Linked DNA regions of Homo sapiens: all the other regions are linked to region 3. Evidence: read pairs that join two places in POLR2A ChIA-PET (ENCODE). Cell type or tissue: OCI-LY7. All regions are shown on one strand. Region 1 overlaps LOC105379048 (a long non-coding RNA gene). Region 2 overlaps LOC101929201 (a long non-coding RNA gene). Region 3 overlaps JMY (junction mediating and regulatory protein, p53 cofactor).

The links. ChIA-PET counts read pairs that join two places held together with the same protein. Peaks named below come from ENCODE experiments on the same cell type or tissue, not always from the same donor. Only the 100,000 strongest peaks of a DNase experiment are listed, where the experiment ranks them.
Region 1: POLR2A ChIA-PET joins it to region 3 with 5 read pairs; 1 of 35 experiments calls an interaction of 5 or more read pairs at or near these places.
Region 2: POLR2A ChIA-PET joins it to region 3 with 7 read pairs; 7 of 35 experiments call an interaction of 5 or more read pairs at or near these places.

The regions. Positions count from the first base shown.
Region 1 is chr5:79,923,480-79,927,479 of GRCh38, reverse strand. All of the region lies in intron 2 of LOC105379048 (a long non-coding RNA gene), which reads right to left. Among named protein-coding and RNA genes, the nearest start is that of LINC01455, 11 kb to the left of the region's middle. In OCI-LY7, CTCF peaks have their summits at 2,143 and 2,351 (motif pointing left); a DNase peak (open chromatin) is centred at 2,349.
Region 2 is chr5:79,357,007-79,361,006 of GRCh38, reverse strand. It overlaps LOC101929201 (a long non-coding RNA gene), which reads left to right. Exons shown (of 5, transcript XR_007058838.1): 4 at 2,072-2,232. Among named protein-coding and RNA genes, the nearest start is that of JMY, 120 kb to the right of the region's middle. In OCI-LY7, no CTCF peak of the experiment used is centred here; no DNase peak of the experiment used is centred here.
Region 3 is chr5:79,275,226-79,279,225 of GRCh38, reverse strand. JMY (junction mediating and regulatory protein, p53 cofactor) reads right to left here. Exons shown (of 11, transcript NM_152405.5): 2 at 1,143-1,316. Among named protein-coding and RNA genes, the nearest start is that of JMY, 41 kb to the right of the region's middle. In OCI-LY7, no CTCF peak of the experiment used is centred here; no DNase peak of the experiment used is centred here; H3K27ac peaks cover 382 bases.

The DNA of each region.
Region 1 (4,000 bases), 650 kb before region 3:
GCCTATGTCATGGCAGGTACCAATAGTCCCACCCTCTAGGTCTTTCACAACCAGCTGGCCTTAGGAAGTGACATGGCCAGGCTGGCCCCTCTGCATGTTCCTAATACCACCTTGATGCCCAGGACTGGCCATGAGAATCTGCCCTATCATGAGAAAGACTGACCACATTTTCCACTTCCAGCCCAGTGTAGCTGTGGCAAAGTCCAAATGGAAACATTACTGTCTTTTTTTAATGGGATAATTTTTTTAAAAAAGATTCCTAATATCATGAACTATTTTATGGGTGGCAGGGGAAGGGACTTGAGGGAGGTATTCTTAGTATAACTCTTCTCCATGAGTATATGTTGAATTAAATTATAACTCAGTGTTTGTGCTGCCCTATCTGTGCTGTGTTATACCAAGATATTCTAAGACATTCAGGATAAGAAGAGGTTTGGCAGGAACTAAAGGCATTTATAATGGGAAAAACAGAACATTTTCTTTTCTTGAGGATAGAATTTCATCATGTATTCTCCAAATCAGATTTTATGACATGTGCCCTTTAATTGTATTCCAGTTCTTTTTTAAGGGGGAGGGGTAGGGATGAAGCATAGATATAGCTCCTTGTCTTATTCTTAGCAAAGATGCCCATCCCCTTGGAATCAACAACATTTGTACTTCAAACCCAGACAACACCACTGTCTCCCACAAGGTATAATACGTTTAACAATAGGGTCACCGAAGGTCATCTCTTGAAGGGTTTCTACTTTGTAAATGGAGACAATATTCCCAGCAGCCCACTGTTCACCTCTCTGGATTCCTCCTTTTTTCCTGAAGGAAAGTAGGGGGAAAGAAGTGGAAGACAGCCTGGAAAGGCCAGAGTCTTCTGGGAATGCATGGCATAGGTATCAAGGATAAAGCTGTTTTATTCATTTCAACTACCTTTGTCACCAATGCCAATTGTCCCAGGCTATGGGATCTGTGTGGTTAGCGGGGCAGGAAGGGAAGGATTGGAAAGTTGAAATCTGTTCCTCTGGCCAGCCTAGGTTTTCTGTTCCAAGCAGGGGAAGAGCTATCTTATTTTCTAAAATCCTTAATGGTGTGATAATTTTCATATTCTGATGTGTATGAGTTGCCTACTACTGTTCGGTTTCTGAAGTTGATGTTATTTTTCTGACCCCGTTAAGACAACTGGGCTTCACGTTACTCATTTTAGCCTTTAATGCACGGAAAACACATTGTCACTATGTTTTATGAAGCACATGAGTCCTAACCTCTGCCCCTCACACCCACCACCTTGCCCTTACTACATTCTCTCACCCCAGTCCACTTTGGTCACTGTTTGGAATGGAAGTTAGACTTCATGAAATGCATTCTTCTCACCGAGTCACAAAGCATTAAAATAGAAGTTTTCTTTCCTTGTTGGGCCGTTTTCAAAGGGGAAACTTTTTAAGTAGTCCTTCTACAGAAGTCACCAAAAAGATAGAAAACAGGAAATTAAATGAATTACTAAGAAAGTCTGCATATGATTCTAATTTTATTCTTCCAACTAATGAAGATAATATGCCCTGAATATAACATAATGCTATTAAAGCAATAAAATAGCGTGCAATAGTCACATTTCTGCCTGTAATTGGTTTAGTATCAGAATTTATATTGTAAATATTCTTTTTTTTTTTCTCTCAACACTTGCGGGGAAAATGACATTTGTTTCTCTTACAAAGAGAAACCAAGCATTTGTATTTTGTTTCTATCACTGGAACAAGCTTTCGAAAAGTTTCTTGTGACCTTGTTGAATAGATTATCTATTTCTGATTCTTAGGATAAAATGTACAAAATAGCAAGAACAAATAGAAATCTGTTTTGACCAGATCATATTGATCAAAATGCTGCTGTTTGATCCAAACACACTGTGGTTTTCCAAAGCTACAGGCACAAAAACAAGCAAACGAACAATGACGACAACAACACAGTAATAACAATACCCCAACATATAATAGATCTCTATGGGAGGAGCTTTGATTTGTGGTAAATACAAGCTCCCCATGCTCCCTGCAAAAAAAAATAGGAAATGATGAAAGCCAGCATCCTGGGGTAACTGACAGGCGACTGATCAACTCTGAGATCTCTGCTCCCCTGTGTAATTTCAGGGGTTGCCAAGGGTATTGCAAGTATCACCACGGAATGGAAACTCTTTAGACACTGGTATCTCTGTCTACATCAGGAGAAAAGTACTTTCTTCAAATATGGAAGCCCACATCAGTCTCCCCCATGTCTTTTAAAGCAAGCCCATTTATTAGTTTGTGTTACAGACTAAAAGGAGCCCAGCACCAGCCTGCAGCCAGCAGGCACATCTCTGCCTCCCAGTGGCTGGCTGCATGAACACAGAACTTGGGGTGGGTAGACAGTTGCTTTTTGCTATTACACTTAAGACACACATTACGGAGCATCCCCTAACAGGTGTTCTCCATTCCTAGAGCTCTCCTCGTAAGGAGCTGAATCAGTGTTGCTCCGGAATGGCCAGCCAAGATTAAATATGATCAGCTTCATTAAGGGGCTTTCTGAAAAAGAAGTTAACTTGGTTTTGCCAATTCTGGTCACCAGAACCTTGACTAACAGTGGTTGGTTGGGGACCATTCAGTCTAGGGTTCTTTCCACCAAGTCTATGTTCTTTTAACTAAGGACTTAATAACCAAAATAATTGAGACTAATTGTGTCTACCAGTAGGAAGGAGAAATGTGTATAGTTTTTCTAAATTATTAAACTAGCTTGCATGGTAGAATGCTATGTAGCAATGAAAAATTGTGTTGTTGGCCTGGCGCAGTGGCTTACATCTGTAATCCCAGGACTTTGGGAGGCCAAGGCGGGAGGATTGCTTGAGACCAGGAGTTTGAGACCAGCCTGGGCAGTATGGTGAGAACCCAACCTCTCTACAAAAAACAGAGAGATGACCTGTAGTCCAAGCTACTTGGGAGGCTGAGGTAGGAGGATTGCTTGAGCCCAGGAGATCGAGCCCTCAGTGAGCCATGTTTGTGCCACTGCACTCCTGTTTGGTCAAGAGAGCAAGAACCCAGTCTCAAAAGAGAAAAAGAAAGAAACAAGAAAAATGATGTAGTAGATGATTTATTGACCTATAAAGATAGTCATGCTATACTATTGAGTGGAATATGCAATAGTAAGTACAGTATAATCCACTTTTTAAAAAAGGTAAATTATTTATATATTGTAATTCAATTTCTATTTAAAGCTCCCATTATCCTGACTGAAGCAAACTTCATCACAGTGAATCTATGATTTCTTCTCATTTCCTGGGATCACATCTAAGTTCCCAGACACTTACAGATCATACTGGCATGAGGCCAGGTTGGGGGATATCTGGTTTCCCATCATTAATCTATACAGACAGGTGTTGACTTGTCTTTATTCCAGCTTTGTCTTAGTTGTTGGGTCCACACGGGTTGTCTTCCTTATCATGACCACAAGGCTGCATCAGGTCAGCTCTCCTTTAGCTACTTCTATACATGGGAAACATTTGACTGATCCCTTAAGCATGCTGGGCTCCACAGAAACTCTGGGATGCTGGGTTAGACCCATTTCCCCAGGCACTCCATGTAGACATCTCTCTTCTACTTCCCCTCCAATACTGTTGTTGAAATTTCATTGCCATTCTAACAGTGTTGAGAGGTGGGGTCTTTAAGAAGTAATTAGGCCATGAGAGCTCCACCCTTTTGAATGGATTAATGCTATTATCTTGGGAGTGGGCTAGTTACTGTGAACGTTTGGCCTCCTTCCCTCTCTGTCTTGGGCACATGCTTGCCATTCCATTTTTTGCCATGGGATGATGATACAGCACAAAGGTCATTGCCAGATGCCAGTGCCATGCTGTTGGACTTCCCAGCCTCCAGAACCATGAGCCAAACAAACTTCTATTGCTTGTTTATAAATTATGCAGTCTCAGGTACTTTATTATAGCAACACAAAATGGATTAAGACATGGTGTTAAAGCATAATTCTCAAACTG
Region 2 (4,000 bases), 82 kb before region 3:
GTACCTGTGTTTTCATCAAAAGTTACTTCAAATCTTTGGTGCATTTGGAAAGATACAGAATAGCTAATTGAAAAAAAAGTCTAAGTCAGCTGGCTGTGGTGACTCACACCTGTAATCCCAGCATTTTGGGAGGCCAAGGCAGGAGGATCACTTGAGGCCAGGAGTTCAAGACAAACCTGGGCAACATAGTGAAACCTTATTTCTACAAAAAAGAAACCTAAAAATTAGCCAGGCATGCACCTGTGATCCCAGCTACTCAAGTGGCCGAGGCCAGAGGATCACTTGAACCTGGGAGGTCAAGGCTGCAGTGAGCTGTAATGCACAACTACACTCCAGCCTGGGCGACAGAGCAAGACCCTGTCTCAGAAAAAGAAAAATATCATAATTTTACAGTTTTTTAAAAAACTGTATCTTTAAGGTTGACCATGTAGCTGCTGTCTTCATATATTAGTTATAAAGTTCATTCTGATGAATAATTCAGGGAAGCTTTTTCCCAATAGTCCATCTATATGTCAACAATAGCAAAAGTAACATTTGATTGCTTGATGCTATAGGACATTTAAAGAGCCAGAGTGATAAGGGAATGATGGATTTATGTAGTTCTCTTTGCCTGGATGGAACGTAGACCAAAAAGGACAAATGTATCTAGTCCTAATCTCTCACAATAAGTTGAGACAGGGATCTTTTCTTAAAAGGAGAATTGGGTAATACAGTGAAAAAATCTTCATAGCATCTTGACAAAACATACAGAAGTGTTCTTTGTGTATGTGAATTACAGTCTACCTTGCAGTAACATTATGGAGATGAGCAAGGCTGCATTAAAGGTAACCCAATCCAGTGATAGGAAGCTTTCCTCTCTAGCCTATTATCTGTGCTTATCTCTAATGACCATTCTGGTTAGAAGTGTGGCTACTAATATTAAGTCATTAGTATAAATTTTTCCTTCTCCAAATCCAGTGTCAAAGCTCATAACAAGCTGCTTGCTTTGACTGTTGAATGGTCATGAGCAAGCACTTTTGAAGGTTATCAGAATCAAAATGGAGTCAGTTGTGTTAAAAATTGGAAAAAGGGCAGGGCACAGTGGCTTACGCCTGTAATCTCAGCACTTTGGGAGGCTGAGGTAGAAGGATTTCTTGAGGCCAAGGGTTTGAGACCAGCCTTGGCAACATAGTAAGACCCCATATCTACAAAAAAGTTTAAAAATTAGCCAGGCGCGTTAGTACACACCTGTAGTCCCAGCTACTTGGGAGGTTGAGGTGGGAGAATCACTTGAGCCCAGGAGGATGATCACAGCTGTGATCACACCATCGCACTCCAGCCTAGGTGATAGAGCAAAATTGTGACTCTGTCTCAAAAAAAATAAAAAATTGGCTGGGCACAGTGGCTCAAGCCTGTAATCCCAGCACTTAGGGAGGCAGAGATGGGTGGATCATTTAACGTTAGGCATTCAAGATCAGCCTGGCCAACATGGTGAAACCCTGCTACTACTAAAAATACAAAATTAGCCAGGCGTGGTGGTGGGTGCCTGTAATCCCAGCTACTCAGGAGGCTGAGGCAGGGGAATCACTTGAACCCGGGAGGCGGAGGTTGCAGTGAGCCAAGATTGCACCACTGCACTCCAGCCTGGGTGACAGAGTGAGACTCCATCTCAAAAAAAAAATAAAAAATAAAAAGAGGAAAATAAAACCCTAACAAATAGATCCAGGGAGGGCTATGAAGAGAGGGTTCTCACTTCCATGCCTGATAACAAAAGCTATCACAAAAGGCTGCAAAACCCACAGCCTTGCCCCAAGGCCATCACAACCTTACACAAAAAAATATTTCTATGAGGGCATCTGCTCAGCAACTACCTGTCCAACCTCAATCACTGCTATTGTTGATCTTGTAGTTTAGAATAATCATTTCAAAACAATTATGTAATCCTCCTCATTTTTCCTTTAAAATCTTTTGTCTTCTTTTGCCTCCCTGAATACACACATAGTTTGCTATGACACTCATATTCCCACTGCAATGCCCTATTCCTGAATATATATATATATATATATATAAATTTTTTTTTTTTTTTTTTTAGAGAGAGCCTCTCTGTTATTTAGGGTGACATAAATAGCGTCTGGAAGCAGGACCTGAAGTAGGATCAGTTTTGGACAGAGCTGGCAATTCTTGGTACCAGTATGCAGCACTTACAGGAGCCCTTTGAGCTCTCCACTTTCACGGCTCGCCTCTTCTGCCCTGGTGAGTCTTCTCTCAGGCTGAGCCTCCCTCTTTTTGGTAGAGGCTTTAAAAATTTTTTTAGGATCACTTTGGTTGTAAGCCTGCCTTAATAAAAGACCTTATAGGCTGGGCATGGTGGCTTATGCCTGTATTCCCAGCACTTTGGGAGGCAGGTGGGTCCTTGAGCTCAGGAGTTTGAAACCATCCTGAGCAACATAGCAAAATCCCATCTCTACAAAAAAGACAAAAATCAGCTGGGCATGGTGGCACGTGCCTGTAATCCCAGCTTCTTGGGAGGCTGAGGTGGGAGGATTGCTTGAGCCTGGGAGGTAGAGGTTGCAGTGAGCCAAGATGGCGCCACGGCACTACAACCTGAGTGACAGAGTGAGAACCTGTCAAAAAAAAAAAAAAAAAAAAATTAAAGGACCTGGCCAAGCGCAGTGGCTCACGCCTATAATCCCAACACTTTGGGAGGCCGAGTCAGGCGGATCACCTAAGGTGAGGAGTTCCAGACCAGCGTGGTCAACATGGTGAAACACTGTCTCTACTAAAAATACAAAAATTAGCTGGGCATGGTGGTGGGTGCCTGTAATTCCTGCTACTCAGAACACTGAGGCAGGAGAATCACTGGAACCTGGGAGGTGGAGGTTGCAGTGAGCTGAGATCACTGCCACTGTACTCCAGCCTGGGTAATAGAGTGAGACTCCATCTCAGAAAAAAAAAAAAAGGACCTCAGATCCCCCTGGGATGATAAAATACTTCTTGTTTTTTCTGGCAAGTTCTTTTTGGTATAAAGACAAGTGTCTTTCTGGGTTGAGCACTCTGAATTCTACGGAATTTACACTCTGTCTTTGAGGCATGTTTTTTCTGGTGAACTTACTTCTTAATTTAATATTTTGTTTGATCTGCAAACCTGGCTTAAAATTTTTGTGAACACTCTTACCCTGGTTTCATTTGGTTACAGGCATCTGTAACTCTTTTCCCTTGCTTGTTTCTGAAAATGTTCTGAGAGCAAAAATAAACATTTAATTCATACAGAATGGCTGATTAAAAGCCACTAGGGCAGCCACCACCATCTAAACATTGGTCCAAAGTCCTGACACTCTCTGATAGGATTTATAGGATCTTCTTTGCTCTCAATATATTAATAAGAACAGAATGAGATTCTCAAACATTAAGGCATGCCACGTTTTCTGGGACTGAAGCCAGCTACATATTATGATCAGTTCTTGTGCATATTTTTAAACAGATAGGCAAAGTACATAATGGAAAATTCAGAGCCAAAATGGTCATTATTTTAAACTCTCTTTAAAAACCTTGCAACTATAGAGTTAGCATATAGAGCCTTCTGAGTTCTTTGTCTGCCTCTGTTTTTTTTTTCCTTCTGCCTACTTTAAATCTGCTGATTTTTCTGTCGGTGTTATGGCATTCCAGAAAAGGTCTTGGACTGGGCATGGTGGCCCATGCCCGTAATCCTAGTGCTTTGGAAGGCCAAGACAAGAGAATGGCTTGAAGCCAGGAGTTCAAGACCAGCCTGGGCAAAACAGCAAGACCTCATTTCTACCAAAAAAAAATTTTTTTTACACTAGCTGGGCATGGTGGTGCATGCCTGTAGTCCTACCTATTTGAGAGGCTGAAGCAGGAGGATCACTTGAGCCCAGGAGTTTGAAGTTCCAATGAGCTATGATTGTGCCACTGTACTCCTGATGTGCCTGGATGACAGACTGAGACCCTGTCTCAAAAAAAAAAAAAAAAAAAAAAAGATTTTAAAGCTCTTTCAAATTATTGG
Region 3 (4,000 bases):
AGTAGCTGGGACTACAGGCATGCACTACCATGCTCAGCTAATTTTTGTATTTTTAGTAGAGATGGGTTTTCACCATGTTGACTAGGCTGGTCTTGAACTCCTGACCTCAGGTGATCCACCTGCCTCAGCCTCCCAAAGTGCTGGGATTACAGGCATGATCCATGCCTGGCTGAAAAAAATTTTTTGTAATATACTTTGTCACACACTAATAAAAAATTTCATGTATTTAAAGTTCTGTCATTAAAAACTTAAAACTTTCCTAACAAGTTCTTCTAAAACAAATGTTCCCAAAACTGGCTGGGCATGGTGGTTCACACACCTGTAGTCCCAGAACTTCGGGAGGCCGAGGTGGGCAAATCGCTTGAGCCCAGGAGTTCCAGACCAGCCTGGGCAACATGGCGAGATCCCATCTCGAAAAAAAAAAAAAAAAAAGAAATGTTCCCAAAACTTTTTCTTCTTCTTGGAGACAAGGTGTTGCCTAGGCTGGAGTGCAGTGGCACAATCATGGCTCATTGCAGCCATGACCTCCTGGGTTCAAGCAATCTTCCGCCTACCTCAGCCTCCTAAGTAGCTGAGACTATAGGCATGTGCCACCACATCCAGCTAGTTTGATTTTTTTTTTTTTTTTTTTTTTTTTTTTGTAGAGACGGGTTCTCCGTGTTGCCCAGGCTGGTCTCAAGCTCGGAGCTCAAGTGATCCTCTTGCCTCAGCATCCCAAAATGTTGAGACTACGGGTGTGAGGCACCACGCTCAGCCTGCCCAAAATTTCTGGTAATGAAGTCTAAGAGTACACAGTCTCCAAAACATTAAAGAGGAGACATGACTAGAGGAGGAAGGAAAGTGCAGGAAAGGGAGAAAATAGGAATCCTCCCAATGTATTTACAACTTTGTGCTAACTTGAACACATTACTTTCTGGGCTATCCTCAACCCTGGCTACTCAGCAGAATTGCCTTTTGAGGTGCTTTAGAATGGATACTCAGGCTACAACCCTATTCTACCAAACAAGAAACTTTGCAGAAATAGGACCAGGTACCTTCTTTTTTTTTTTTTTTTTAAAGTTCCTCTTGTGGATAACGCATGGCCTTTCAGGCTGAGAACTATGAAACAGGCAGGCTACTAGTTAGGATTAATAAAAAAATACCTTGATCTGCTGTCTTCGTAGCATGGCAAGTTCTCTCATGTCTCGGAATGGCTGTAGTAAATACTGATAGAGTTCGGTTGTAGCTTCTGCAAGGCTGCTGTAGGCTTCATCCTCCATCTGATACAAGTCCAGAAGCTCCACCATGCTCTCTGTATTCTTGTGCTTATCCAAGAGCTGTGGAACAAGACAGTTTCACAACTAAGAAAATCAATTCTAATAACCTATAAATACTTGCTTTGAACTCTCCCTATCATGCCAGGACCTCGGAACCCTAAAACACAGAAGCAAGAGGGAATGAAAAGCATTGACTGCTTTTCATCACTATCTCCATACTTCTGGTGTCTCACTACTCAAGACCATGGCCTGAATATTTCTTTTGAGGCTCAAAGTATTGAGCTTAGCCTTAACACTTCCCATTTTTTATTTTCCTTTTTTTTTTGTTTTTGAGACAGGGTTTCACTCCTGTCACCCAGGCTGGAGTGCAATGGTGCGATCTCAGCTTGCTGCAACCTCCACCTCCTGGGCTGAAGTGATTCTCCTGCATTAGCCTCCCAAGTAGCTGGGACTACAGGCACACACCACCACACCTGGCTAGTTATTGTATATATTTTTTTTTTTTTGTAGAGACGGGGTCTCACCATGTTGCCCAGGCTGGTCTTGAACTCCTTGGCTCAAGACAGCCACCCGCCTCGGCCTCCCAAAGTGCTAAGATTACAGGCGTGAGCCACTGGACCCAGCCCAAAAAATTTTCTGCTATCTAGTAGAATGAAAACCATCCAAATCTGGAACATTTCCAATAAATTTCTTCAATTTCTACCTGTCACCTCCTTCAAAATCATGTCAGGCACTGGCCTACGAGCTGGACATACAAAAACATGGTCCTGGTCCTCACAGCTTACAGTGTAGTGAATAAACAGAAAACAATTTTTAAATAATTTAAATTTTATAAAAAATTATTCTTTTCCCCATGGTTCTTTTAGAGACAAAGAATTTCAAACTGTGATAAATATTATTAAAATTATAAATAAAAGTTTTATAAAAGAATGAGGCCAGGTGCAGTGGCTCATGCCTGTAATCCCAACACTTTGGAAGGCCAAAGTAAGAGGATTGCTTGAGGCCAAGAGTTTGAGGCAGGCCTGGGCAATGTAGTGAGACCTTGTATGTATAAAAACAATAATCGGCCAGGCATGGTGGCTGAAGCCTGTAATCCTAGCACTTTGGGAGGCCGTGGGGGGTGGATCACAAGGTCCAGTAATTGAAATGATCCTGGCCAACATGGTGAAACCCCGTCTCTACTAAAAATACAAAAATTAGCTGGGTGTAGTGGCGTGCACCTGTAGTCCCAGCCACTCGGGAGGCTGAGGCAGGAGAATCAATTGAACCCGGGAGGCAGAGGTTGCAGTGAGCCGAGATCACGCCACTGAACTCCAGCCTGGCGACAGAGTGAGACTCGTCTCAAAAAAACAATAATTTAATCTTAGGCAAGATTTCTTGGGAGAAAAAATGTAAAAATTAGCTGATAGTCCCAGCTATGGGAGGCTGAGGCATGAGAATTGAGCCCAGGAGGACGGGTCTGCAGTGAGCTGTGATTGTGCCACAGAACTGCAGCCTAGGTGACGAAGTGAGACCTTGTCTCAAAAAAAAGAACAAACAAAACAAAAAGCAGCCAGGCACAGTGGCTCATGCCTGTACTCCCAGCACTTTGGGAGGCCGAGGCAGGCAGATCACTTGAGGTCAGGAGTTTGAGAGCAGTCTTGGCCAACATGGTGAAACCCCACCTCTACTAAAATTACAAAAATCAGCCAGGCGTGGTGGCACACACCCATAATCCCAGCTCCTTGGGAGGCTGAGGCAGGAGAATCACTTGAACCGGGTAGGCAGAGGTTGCAGTGAGCCAAGACTGTACCATTGCACTCCAGCCTGGGTGACAGAGTGAGACTCCATCTCAAAAGGCAAGTAAATACATAAAAATAACAAATGAAAAGAACTAATACAGAAGACAGTAATTTATATATGCATACATGGACTCCATTTACCTGCTGGCAGTATCACCTCCCCAAAGGCACAAAATTCTTCTATTCCTTTTCATACCTATAGTTTCCACTACTATCTTTCTCCCCACTTATTTTCATTTTAGTTGTTGTATCAGTTCATATGTGTAATCATGCTGAATTGAGACTTCAGACTCATTTCCTGTTCATATTTTTGGCACAACATGTAGCAGCACTGTATTATTAACAATCATGATAAATCAGACAATCTACATTAAAGTGCTTTTATAACAAAAAAAGTGCCAAACAAATATTAGCTATCATTCTGTTTTTTTAAGGCTACTGTTAAAACTAATATGGAGAATTTTGACTTCTCTAGTATTAGCTAAGCAGTTCTATCAGAGCAACTTTTGCCACTGATAACAACAACAAACCGTGGGGCAAAATATCACAAAACAACTGCCTGTAGGCACTACAGAGTGACCAAAATAGCTATAAAATGGAAGGGACATCAACAATACCTTGGAAGCAGGGAGGGCTCTAGACGGTTTATTCATGCCTTTCAGCCTGAGGGTGTGCCCCAGTGGATGCCAAAAGAAGGGGAGAGGTATGACTAAAAACTCAGAAACCCTTGCCAGGCACGGTGGCTCACGCCTGTAATCCCAGCACTGTGGGAGGCCAAGATGGGTGGATCACGAGGTCAGGAGATCGACAACATCCTGGCTAACATGGTGAAACCCCGTCTCTACTAAAAATACAAAAAAATTAGCCAGGCGTGGTGGCGGGCACCTGTAGTCCCAGCTGCTCGGGAGGCTGAGGCAGGAGGATGGTGTGAACCTGGGAGGCGGAGCTTGCAGTGAGCTGAGA